2 separate regions of the Homo sapiens genome follow, and region 1 is linked to region 2. A link is a loop called in an ENCODE intact Hi-C map of the cell type or tissue named here. Cell type or tissue: natural killer cell. All regions are shown on one strand. Each heading gives the region's core, and the rest is flanking DNA. Links, peaks and the distances in the headings are about the cores only.

Region 1 (5,384 bases), core at 312-5,311, 160 kb after region 2:
GGCAGCAGCAGAGCTATTCATCTCACTGACAGTGGGGAACATGGCCAAATGGTTGCCCCCACAATGGAGGCAGAGTTTCAGGACACTTGTCTGATCTCTGCCCTTGAAGGAACAGTCTCACCCTGATTGACACTTTTGCCTGTTATGTCCAAAGAACCAATGGAAAAGCAGGAAAATTATTCCTTCTTCATTTCTCTCTTCATTATTTAAAATTATTCTGTCTTCACTTCTCTCTCCTTTTCTCTGCTTCCTACTTAGCTCTTTAGAAATGCAATTATAATCTTTTATCTCCCCTTCACCAGACACTCCCAACAGGGCAAGTTCATCTAACTATGTGCTCTTAGTTAGACGCTACAGAGCAGAACTCTCTCCCACCAAGAGACTACCTTGAGACATAACAGTCAATTCACAAGCCAAAATATGCCCGCTATGAAACTCTCCCATCTGGAAATTTTTTGGCTGCTTTTACAACCTAGTTTTGCCCACAAAGGCACCAGCAGTAACCAACTCAACTGCCTGGTAGACAAGGCACCAAAGCCAGTACCCAGACCCTCTACCTGCTCACTTCCTGCCTTGCATGCCACGCCCCCCATTTAAAAGCCTCTGCTTTCTGCTCCAAAGGTGAAGCAGTTACCCTTAAGGAAAGAAGCCTGTACTTCTTCCCCTAAGGTAGCTTTGGAATAAAAGTCACTTTATACCAAACCTAGCTCTTGTTAATTAGACTCTGCAAGTGATGAGCAACTGAACCTACATTTCAGTTATAATTCCTATGCTTGCTCTTCCTGCCCTGCCTTGGGGACACGCACACACTCCCAGGCACATACATGCACGTGCACTGAGACAGCTATGTGAATAACCAACAAGATCCCCTTAGGAAAACCGGTGCTTGGCCTGGCCTTAAATTCCAGACCCTTGGGCATCATACCCAAGACTGCAAGAAAGAGGAGGGGCTGGACCTGAAAAACTTGGAAGGGAAGGTCCAACTGTACAGGTATTTTGTCAGGCATGTGATTTCAGTATAAAATTCTAGAAAAGATGAGTGACACTTTATAAGGAGAGAATATCAACAAAATTTCTCATTTTACTTCTTGCTAAGACGACAGCAGGGAATTGTAAGCAGATGGATGGGCAATCCCCACCTTCAGCAGGGGAGGCCAAGGCCCCAACACACCTGGGGAGAAGAGCTGGGGGCAGTGAATGGCTGAGGCTTTCTTGGGGAGCTGGGCCATCTTCTTCGGTTTTACTTCCTGAGGAATTCACAGGCTTCCAGGAGGGCTGTGGGACACAACAGAGCAAGAGATTCAGAAACTGATTTCTTCCATTAAACCAGTTATTTAATCCAATAAATCAAAGAGAATACTAAGAGTTTTCTCTGCCCTTCTCCCATCACTGAGTCAGTGCTTGCCACACTCATATTCCCACTCCCCTACTCCTAGCGACTACGGTGTTCAAGGGAGCCAGAGTCTAGCCCTCACCAGCCAGGGTGTTTCCCTGCTCTGGCCTGAGAGACACAACCACCCTGCACTTGTCTCTGATTGAATCGACTGTCACATTCTCAAGTTCACAAGACATTGGTGGTCCTCTAGCTTCTCCCGGAATGTGAACCTGTTTGCAATCATGTTCACCTGCAGATTCACTCATTCATTCACAGATCCTTACTGAGCACCTGCTTTGTGTGAGTTGCTGTGCTAAGTGCTGGGGACACAGCATGGATAGACTGGCCTGCCCTCAAGAAGCATGTGGTCTATGCAGTCCTGAGCTGGCTGCTCACAAGAAGAGCCCTGTAGCCATATTTCTCAGAGGGTGGTCCTGACCTGCATCACAGTGACCTGAGTTGTTTGTCAATACAGAAAAGGGTTTCTCAACCTTGGCACTATTGACATTTGGGGCCTGATAATAACCCTTTATTGCAGGGGGCTGGCTGTGCTTTGTTTAGTAGCATCCCTGGCCTCTACCTATTTGTTACCAGCAGCACCCTCTATGTTGTAAGAATCAAAAAAATGCTTCTCACATTGTCAAATATCCCCTCAGGGGAAAAATTGTCTCTCATTGAAAACTACCGATAAAGACATTTCTGGCCCTGCCCCCATCCTTGGACCAACAGCATCCCTAATGCCCCCAACTCTGGGTGAGGGACCAGGAATAGGAATCTGAATGATTGCAGTGCACAGGGAGCTGTGCACACTGAAATCCCACAGTTATCACCGGGAGCCTTACAATACTCTGTGATGTCTTCTAAATATTTTTAAGGGATTAAATTAATATCAACATATTTCCCTGGTTAAGATGTGTTTTCCTACACTTGAATTTTTTTGAGATTTTGTTTTCTCTATAGTTGGCATCTATGGTAACTGTCTAGAATCAGATTTTTTTTTTTTTTTTTTGAGGAAGGGTCTTTCGGTGTCACCTAGGCTGTAGTGCAGTGGTACAATCATAGCTCACTGCAGCTTCAACCTTCTGGGATCAAGCAATCCTCCTATTTCAGCCTCTCAAGTAGCTGGGACTAGAGGTGCTTGACACCACACCAGGCTAATTTTTAAAATTATTTTTGTAGAACAAGGTCTCTCTGTGTTGGCCACATTGGTCTCAAACTCCCGGGCTCAAGCCATCCTCCCACCTCTGCTTCCCAAGGTGGTGGGATGACAGGTGTGAGCCATCACACGTGGCTGGTTTTGTCATTTCTCAATGCATATGTATATATGCACCTTTCATTTTACTGAATAAAATGGATTATCAGTTTCCAAAGATTTCATGACAGTGCCATCACTATCCGTACTATAAAATTTATAAAAATTTATTACATACTGCTCTATTTTATTCTCTAATTATTTTATCAATGAGATTATAATTTCCTGAACTGTAAAGAGATATTATCTTTCCTTAACATTTTTACACCTGTGTTCGTTCCTAGAATGCTGTTTGGCCCTCAAACCTTGACCTTCACCCATGGTGGTTTCTCGGGGATGCTAGCTAGGGTCTACTTACGGGAGGTTGAGCACTTTTTCAGATTAGTAATGCCTGCGACATACTGTGGTCCCAAATATTTTTCATATGTTGTTTTGCCATGGAGTCTGGCCAGACACTCAGTGTTGTCATTGAACAGAAGGTTTTTGGTTTCAGACTGGAATAAGCAAAACTTGTCCGGGCAGTCAGATCCATTTCTCCCAAATTTAGCCTGCGACAAAAGGGCAGACAGTGAGTAGCTAAGGAAAAGAGGAATTTATGGGTTAAAGGAGGCAAAGGGGTATTTCTTCCACCCAAGAACAGCCCTGAGAAAACCATGGGGCAGAAGGAGCTGAGTTCTGGAGTCATTCCACCTCCTTAGTGGAGTCCCCCACCCCACACTCCTGGTGGCAGGCCCGCCTTGGGCAGCATCCAGGCCTCGCACCACTTCTGGTCCTACCTCCTACCATCTGCCATCTTTCCTTCCTTCTTAACCTGTGACCTTTTCCCATACAACTTCTTATGGGTGACAAGGCAACAATGGAGGGGTTTTGAGATCTGCCCTCACAAGTCAATTGCTCAGGACATTCTAATATGCAGCTCTTCTAGAGAGGCAGGCTGCTAGGAAAACCCAGGCTCAGCCACTAACCAGCTCAGTGTGCAGGTCGGTCACCCTGCCTCCCTCACACAGTTCCTGCTCTGTCCCAGGCTCCCATGTGGGGAGACTGAGACCCAAACCCCTCAGTCACGGCAGCTCTCTCACCAGCACCACTGTGTGTGCACATTAAGAGCTCCATAAAGGCCAGTTATGGTGGCCAGTCTTGTTATTCCTGAGTTGTTTTCTTCAAAAGCACACAGAGACATGATGTTATATGATAAAAATAGAAGTTCTAATAAAATCCCAGATTTTAAGAAAATTTTGGGATTTCGTTCAAATCACATTTAGAGAGCCCTAAATCTATAGGGCACCTTCTGAGTTTGCTGTTTTAGAGGCCTGGCCTAGAGCACTGTTCACTCGGCCCAGGTTCAGGAAATGTCACCTGAGTAAAAAGCACTATACTAATGCATGTGGGAGGAAGGCTCAGTGGCTTCCTCATTTGCCAGAAGAACAGCAGGAGGGAAAAAGACAGCCTCTGAGCCAGGCAGTGATGGCAACAAGGCCAGGGCACAGAGTCTCAGCAGAAATGGAGTGAGTCCCAGAAAGCCCAGAGTCAAAAGCCTCTGTTGTTCTTGTTGACACTCTGGGCAACGCCACAGCATGAAGCCAATACTCTCACCATGAGCTTCAAGTAGAGGACTAGAGAGGATCGAGTGGGCTGGTGCACCTAGCTCTGTGATCTCCTCACCTAACATGAGCCCACACAGCTAAGAAAGCACTAGAAGCCCTGTGGTCCATACCTGTTGGTGGAGCAACACCTGTTTCAGGCGTTCCACCTTATCCATCCGAGACACCACGGCATGATTCGGGGCCATGGCAAGATGGCAGCTTCTAGCCTCAGTCACAGGCTTCCGTTTGCCATCGAGGCACAGCAGCGCAAAGTCTGCCAGCTTCAAATCCTTAGCCCATGCCTCATTGTTATTTCCTGGGGAGAAAAAGAAGGTGGCATCATCCACGCCTCCCCTGCTTAGCCAAGAAGTCTCTTCTGGGTGGGTGTGGCCATTCCACTGACCTCCCAAATGCACACACTGGGGTTGTGGTGATGTGAGGAACAGAGAAGGAGCTTCATCCTACACAAGCTGTACAAACTTCAAATATACCAAATATTAGTGCTGTGTCCATGCAATGGAATGTTATTCAGCAATAAAAGGGAGTGAAGTTCTGGTACATCCTGCAATATGCATGAACCTCGAAAACGATGCTAAGTGAAAGAAGCCAGTCACAAAAGACCACACAATAGGCTGGGCACGGTGGCTCATGCCTGTAATCCCAGCCCTTTGGAGGCCAAGGTGGGAGAATCACTTGAAGCTAGGAGTTCATGACCAGCTTGGGCAACATAGCAAGACCTCATCTCAAAAAAAAAAACCCACCACATATTATATGACTCCATTTATATGAAATGTCCAGAATAGGCCAACCTATGGAGACAGAAAGTGGATTGATGGTTGCCAATGCTGAAGAAGGATAGGGCAATGACTGATAATAGGTGCAAGGGTTTCTTTATGGGAGGATACAAGCGTTCTAGAGTTGGATTGTGTTGATGGCTGCACAACTCTGTGAATGTGCTGGAGATCACTGAATTGTACACTTTGCATGGGTGGATTTTTTAGTATATGAATTCTACCTCAATAAAGCTGTTTAGAGTTCTTATTTTTTTAAAGAAGAAAACCCTCCACCTATGCCATATTTTTCAGTGAGTTCCAGAAAAAGAATAGATGGTTTACATTCAAGGAGAAATTGGTTTCTCCTCCCTTTCATATTCAAATGCTATTAGTGTAACCAG
Region 2 (5,384 bases), core at 260-5,259:
ACAACAAAAAAAGAAAATTTCAGGCAATATCTCCGACGAATATCAATGCAAAAATCCTCAATAAAATACTGGCAAACCAAATCCAGCAGCACATCAAAAAGCTTATCCATCATGATCAAGTCGGCTTCATCCCTGGGATGCAAGGCTGGTTCAACATACACAAATCAATAAACGTAATCCATGACATAAACAGAACCAATGACAAAAATCACATGATTATCTCAATAGATGCAGAAAAGGCCTTCAATAAAATTCAACACCCCTTCATGCTAAAAACTCTCAATAAACTGGGTATTGATGGAATGTCTCAAAATAATAAGAGCTATTTATGGCAAACCCACAGCCAATATCATACTGAACAGGCAAAAGCTGGAAGCATTCCCTTTGAAAACTGGCACAAGACAAGGATGCCCTCTCTCACCACTCCTATTCAACATAGTATTGGAAGTTCTGGCCAGGACAATCAGGCAAGAGAAAGAAATAAAGGGTATTCAATTCGGAAATGAGGAAGTCAAATTGTCTCTGTTTGCAGATGACATAATTGTCTATTTAGAAAACCCCATCATCTCAGCCCAAAATCTCCTTAAGCTGATAAGCAATCTCAGCAAAGTCTTAGGATACAAAATCAATGTGCAAAAATCACAAGCGTTCTTATACACCAATAATAGACAAACAGAGAGCCAAATCATAAGTGAACTCCCATTCACAATTGCTGCAAAGAGAATAAAATAACTAGGAATACAATTTACAAGGGATGTGAAGGATCTCTTCAAAGAGAACTACAAACCACTGTTCAAGGAAATGAGAGAGGACAAAAACAAATGGAAAAACATTCCATGCTCATGGATAGGAAGAATCAATATTGTGAAAACGGCCATATTGCCCAAAGTAATTTATAGATTCAATGCTATCTCCACCAAGCTACCACTGACTTTCTTCACAGAGTTAGAAAAACCTACTTTAAATTTCATATGGAACCACAAAAGAGCCTCTAAAGCCAAGACAATCCTAAGCAAAAAGAACAAAGCTGGAAGCAACACGCCACCTGCATTCAAACTACACTACAAGTCTACAGTAACCAAAACAGCATGGTACTGGTACCAAAACAGATATATAGACCAATGGAACAGAATAGAGGCCTCAGAAGTAACGCCACACATCTATAACCATCTGATCTTTGACAAACCTGACAAAAACAAACAATGGGGAAAGGATTCCCTATTTAATAAATGGTGTTGGGAAAACTGGCTAGCCGTATGCAGAAAACTAAAACTGGACCCCTTCCTTACACCTTATACAAAAATTAACTCAAGATAGATTAAAGACATAAATATAAGAGCTAAAACCATAAAATCCCTGGAAGAAAACCTAGGCAATACCATTCAGGACATAGGCATGGGCAAAGACTTCATGACTAAAACACCAAAAGCAATGGCAACAAAAGCCAAAATAGACAAATCGGATCTAATTAAACTAAAGAGCTTCTGCACAGCAAAAGAAACTATCATTAGAGTGAACAGACAACCTACAGAATGGGAGAAAAATTTCACAATCTATCCACCTGAGAAAGGGCTAATATCCAGAATCTACAAGGAACTTTAATAATTTACAAGAAAAAAACAACCCCATCAAAAAGTAGGAGAAGGATATGAACAGACACTTCTCAAAAGAAGAAATTTATGCTGCCAACAAACATATGAAGAAAAGCTCATCATCACTGGTCATTAGAGAAATGCAAATCAAAACCACAATAAGACACCATCTCATGCCAGTTAGAATGGTGATCATTAAAAAGTCAGGAAACAACACAGGCTGGAGAGGATGTGGAGAAATAGGAATGCTTTTATGCTGTTGGTAGGAGTGTAAATTAGTTCAACCATTGTGGAAGACAGTGTGGCGATTCCTCAAGGATCTAGAACCAGAAATACCATTTAACCCAGCAATCCCATTACTGGGTATATACCCAAAAGATTATGAATCATTCTACTATAAAGATATATGCACACGTATGTTTATTGCAACACTGTTCACAATAGCAAAGACTTGGAATCAACCCAAATGCCCATCAATGATAGACTGGATAAAGAAAATGTGGCACATATACACCATGGAATGCTACGCAGTCATAAAAACGGATGAGTTCATGTCCTTTGCAGGGACATGGATGAAGCTGGAAACCATCATTCTCAGCAAACTAACACAAGAACAGAAAACCAAACACTGCATGTTCTCACTGATAAATGGGAGTTGAACAATGAGAACACATGGACACAGGGAGGGGAACATCACACACTGGGGCCTGTCCGGGGTGGAGGGGCTAGGGGAGGGATAGCGTCAGGAGAAATATTTAATGTAGATTACGGGTTGATGGGTGCAGCAAACCACCATGGCACGTGTATACCTATGTAACAAACCTGCACGTTCTGCACATGTATCGCAGAACTTAAAGTATAATTTTAAAAAAAGGCTTTGATATTAAAGATACATAGGCCAGGCATGGTGGCTCATGCCTGTAATCCCAACACTTTGGGAGGCTGAGACCAGCCTGGGCAACATGGCAAGACCTAGGTCTCTACGAAAAATAAACAAAAATTAGCTGGGTGTGGGGGTGCATGGCTGTAGTCCCAGCTACTAAGGAGACTGAGACAAGGGGATCACTTGAGACTAGGAGTGCAGTGAGCTGAGATCCCACCACTGCACTCCATCCTGGGTGATAGAGCAAAACCCTGTCTCAAAAAAAAAAGATACATATAGATATAGATTTAGATATGGACATAAATAAGGATATGGATATGGGCTTGAATAAGAAAATACCTAATGATGTCTTTAAAATCCTGTATACTTGAATTTTGCCTACTTCAAGGTTAACCTCTCCTAGCTAAGCAAGAACTAGTCCACTGGGCGCTGCCCAATGCCCACGAGAAGAGCCGCCCCTTGAAGTCAAGACTTTCTTTCACTGAGGAAGGCCTCTCAATTTTTTTCAGACAGGACAACCTTCTCCCTGGCTCAGTTCCAGGTCCTGGTCAGATGAGCCCCACCTCAGATGAGTCCTTCACTTGCTGGCATCAGCGTCCCAGACAGTTGCAGTGGGGGAACCTGAACACCAGGGGGTGTTGGCCGGTGGCAGAGAGGAGCTAGCTCTGCACAGTTCTTCAGTCAGTAGAGGGTGTGCCCGAGGGCTAGGAGGGAGGTGAGGTTTGATAATACAACAAGAAACTCAGGAATGCCTAAATCTGATATTGTCCAACTGTGTTGCAAAACGTGGGGGATGCCATCTGTATCCCCAGGAATTGTGCAAGGCCGTGACTGCAGGAAGAAAGCAACAGAAGATAGGAAACAGGGTACACCTTGTTATCTGGGCGAATTCCTAGCTCCTTTGGATGGAGGGCTTTGGTAAAGCTGTGTGTGGCTCAAGATCTACATATTCCCCTACATCCCATTAAACCAAAATTCAAATTATATTCCAGAAGACCATGGCCAATCCCACAGCAATGGGCATGCTAAAAACACGTGTGAATATAAGAGGACAAAGAAAAGCAAGAGAGCAGCACCTGCCCCTGTGAGCCACAGCCTGGTTCAACCCACCACTGCCTGGAAGGGAAAGCAGTAGACTTGCTAGTGCTTGTGTGGGACCTTTTAACACTCAGAGACCCCAACCGCTCGTAAATGTGGCCCAGTCCATGTTCTGAAATCTGACGATCAGAACAGCAACTCCTCTGACCTGGGACAAGTGAGGATGGATGGAGAGGCCGACATCTTCCTCATCCTATGTTGTTCAATCCAGATGCTGTTCAAACCCCAATTGATCTCATGTATGGCACACCTTCTCCCACCCTTTTCCCCTTCAGACCTTGGGCTGGTAATAAATCCCTGCTGTTACTCATCTCATGGGATGGTATTCTCACTTTATGCTGCTAGTCCCTTTGTAAATAGCCCCTTTATTAAAGTGTCCTCAAATTGCCCTGTTTGAGTGTCAGTTGTTTGCTGCTGGGACTCTGAGTGACACAAGGTGACCACATACAGCACAGGAAAAGAAACTGGTCATTAAAAAATTTGTGGTAAATGTCAAGTGAGTGTTCAGGGAAGACTTCTTATAGGAGGAGAGGCCAGACTGGGTCTTAAAAGACAGGAAGTGACACCCCTGAGGAGAGTCGTGGGAGGGGGATAAGCAAAGGCAGAGTTGGGAACGAACAAAGAATGTTTAGAAGAGAGAAATTGGGCAGGTGGGAGAGAGTTCTGGAAGCAAGGGCACTTTGATGCCAGAACTAAGAAACTTAAATGCCAAGACTTTGAAACCTATCAGCAGCAGGGAGTGATGCTGCTATAGACACAGGCTGGGGAGTTTGCCTGGCTCGCAATGATCCCCACAGTGGCCACCCCCAGGTTCCTCCCACAGCCTCTTCATTTATTTGATCCAAGGGGGAATTGATGGTAGCCTGACCTAAGCTAGGCCAATTGGATTTGAAAACTCAAATGAAGACATACAGAGATGGTTGAGACTGATTGATTCTATGTCTAAAGAAAGGCTACATGGGGCTGGGCACAGTGGCACATGACTGTAATCCCAGCACTTTGGGATGCCAAGGCAGGCAGATCACCTGAGGTCAGGAGTTTGAGACCAGCCTGACCAACATGGATAAACCCCATCTCTACTACTGGTGTGGTGGTGCATGCCTGTAATCACAGCTACTCAGGAGGCTGAGGCAGGAGAATCGCTTGAACCTGGGAGGCGGAGGTTGCGGTAAGCCAAGATCTCACCATTGCACTCCAGCCTGGGCAACAAGAGCGAAACTCTGTCTCAAAAAAAAAAGAAAAAAGAAAGGCTACCTGGGCTGGATGTGGTGGCTCACATCTGTAATTGCAGCACTTTGGGAGGCTGAGGCGGGTGGATCACCTGAGGTCAGCAGTTGAGACCAGCCTGACCAACATGGTGAAACTCTGTCTGTACTAAAAAATACAAAAATTAGCCTGGCATGGTGGTGGGTACCTGTAATCCTAGCTACTCGGAAGGCTGAGGCAGGAAAATTGCTTGAACCCAGGAGGCGGAGGTTGCAGTGAGCCAAGATGGTGCCATTGCACTCCAGCCTGGGGACTGAGCAAGTCTCCGTCTCAAAAAAAAAAAAGGAAAGGCTACATGGACTTTTAGGGCTGAGGCTTCTGTCCTCTCTGAGTGGCCCTTGTCCTCTCTGAGGGCTAAAGGTCCTTCTTTCTTCCATTCTGTGAGCCATCCAAACCCTGTCCATACAGTCATTCTTGGCTGAAGCTGGGGTTGTTTATAAATCAAAAAGGTTAACTGATATGGAAATGTGTGCTAGAAAGCAGGTTGCAGACATCAGCCTTCCAGGGAGATGATGAGTGTTTGAATTAGTTAGCAGGAAGTAAGA

The links. Peaks named below come from ENCODE experiments on the same cell type or tissue, not always from the same donor. Only the 100,000 strongest peaks of a DNase experiment are listed, where the experiment ranks them.
Region 1: it touches region 2 in a loop (4-fold over the local background); 23 of 110 quality-filtered maps call a loop at or near these places.

Annotation. Positions count from the first base shown.
Region 1 is chr3:46,434,955-46,440,338 of GRCh38, forward strand. It overlaps LTF (lactotransferrin), which reads right to left. Exons shown (of 17, transcript NM_002343.6): 15 at 4,342-4,526; 16 at 2,986-3,175; 17 at 691-1,275. The coding sequence ends at 1,241. Among named protein-coding and RNA genes, the nearest start is that of LINC02009, 14 kb to the left of the region's middle. In natural killer cell, for the core only: no CTCF peak of the experiment used is centred there; no DNase peak of the experiment used is centred there.
Region 2 is chr3:46,273,602-46,278,985 of GRCh38, forward strand. No RefSeq gene overlaps it. Among named protein-coding and RNA genes, the nearest start is that of CCR3, 34 kb to the left of the region's middle. In natural killer cell, for the core only: CTCF peaks have their summits at 3,099 (motif pointing right) and 3,300; a DNase peak (open chromatin) is centred at 3,110; H3K27ac peaks cover 1,311 bases.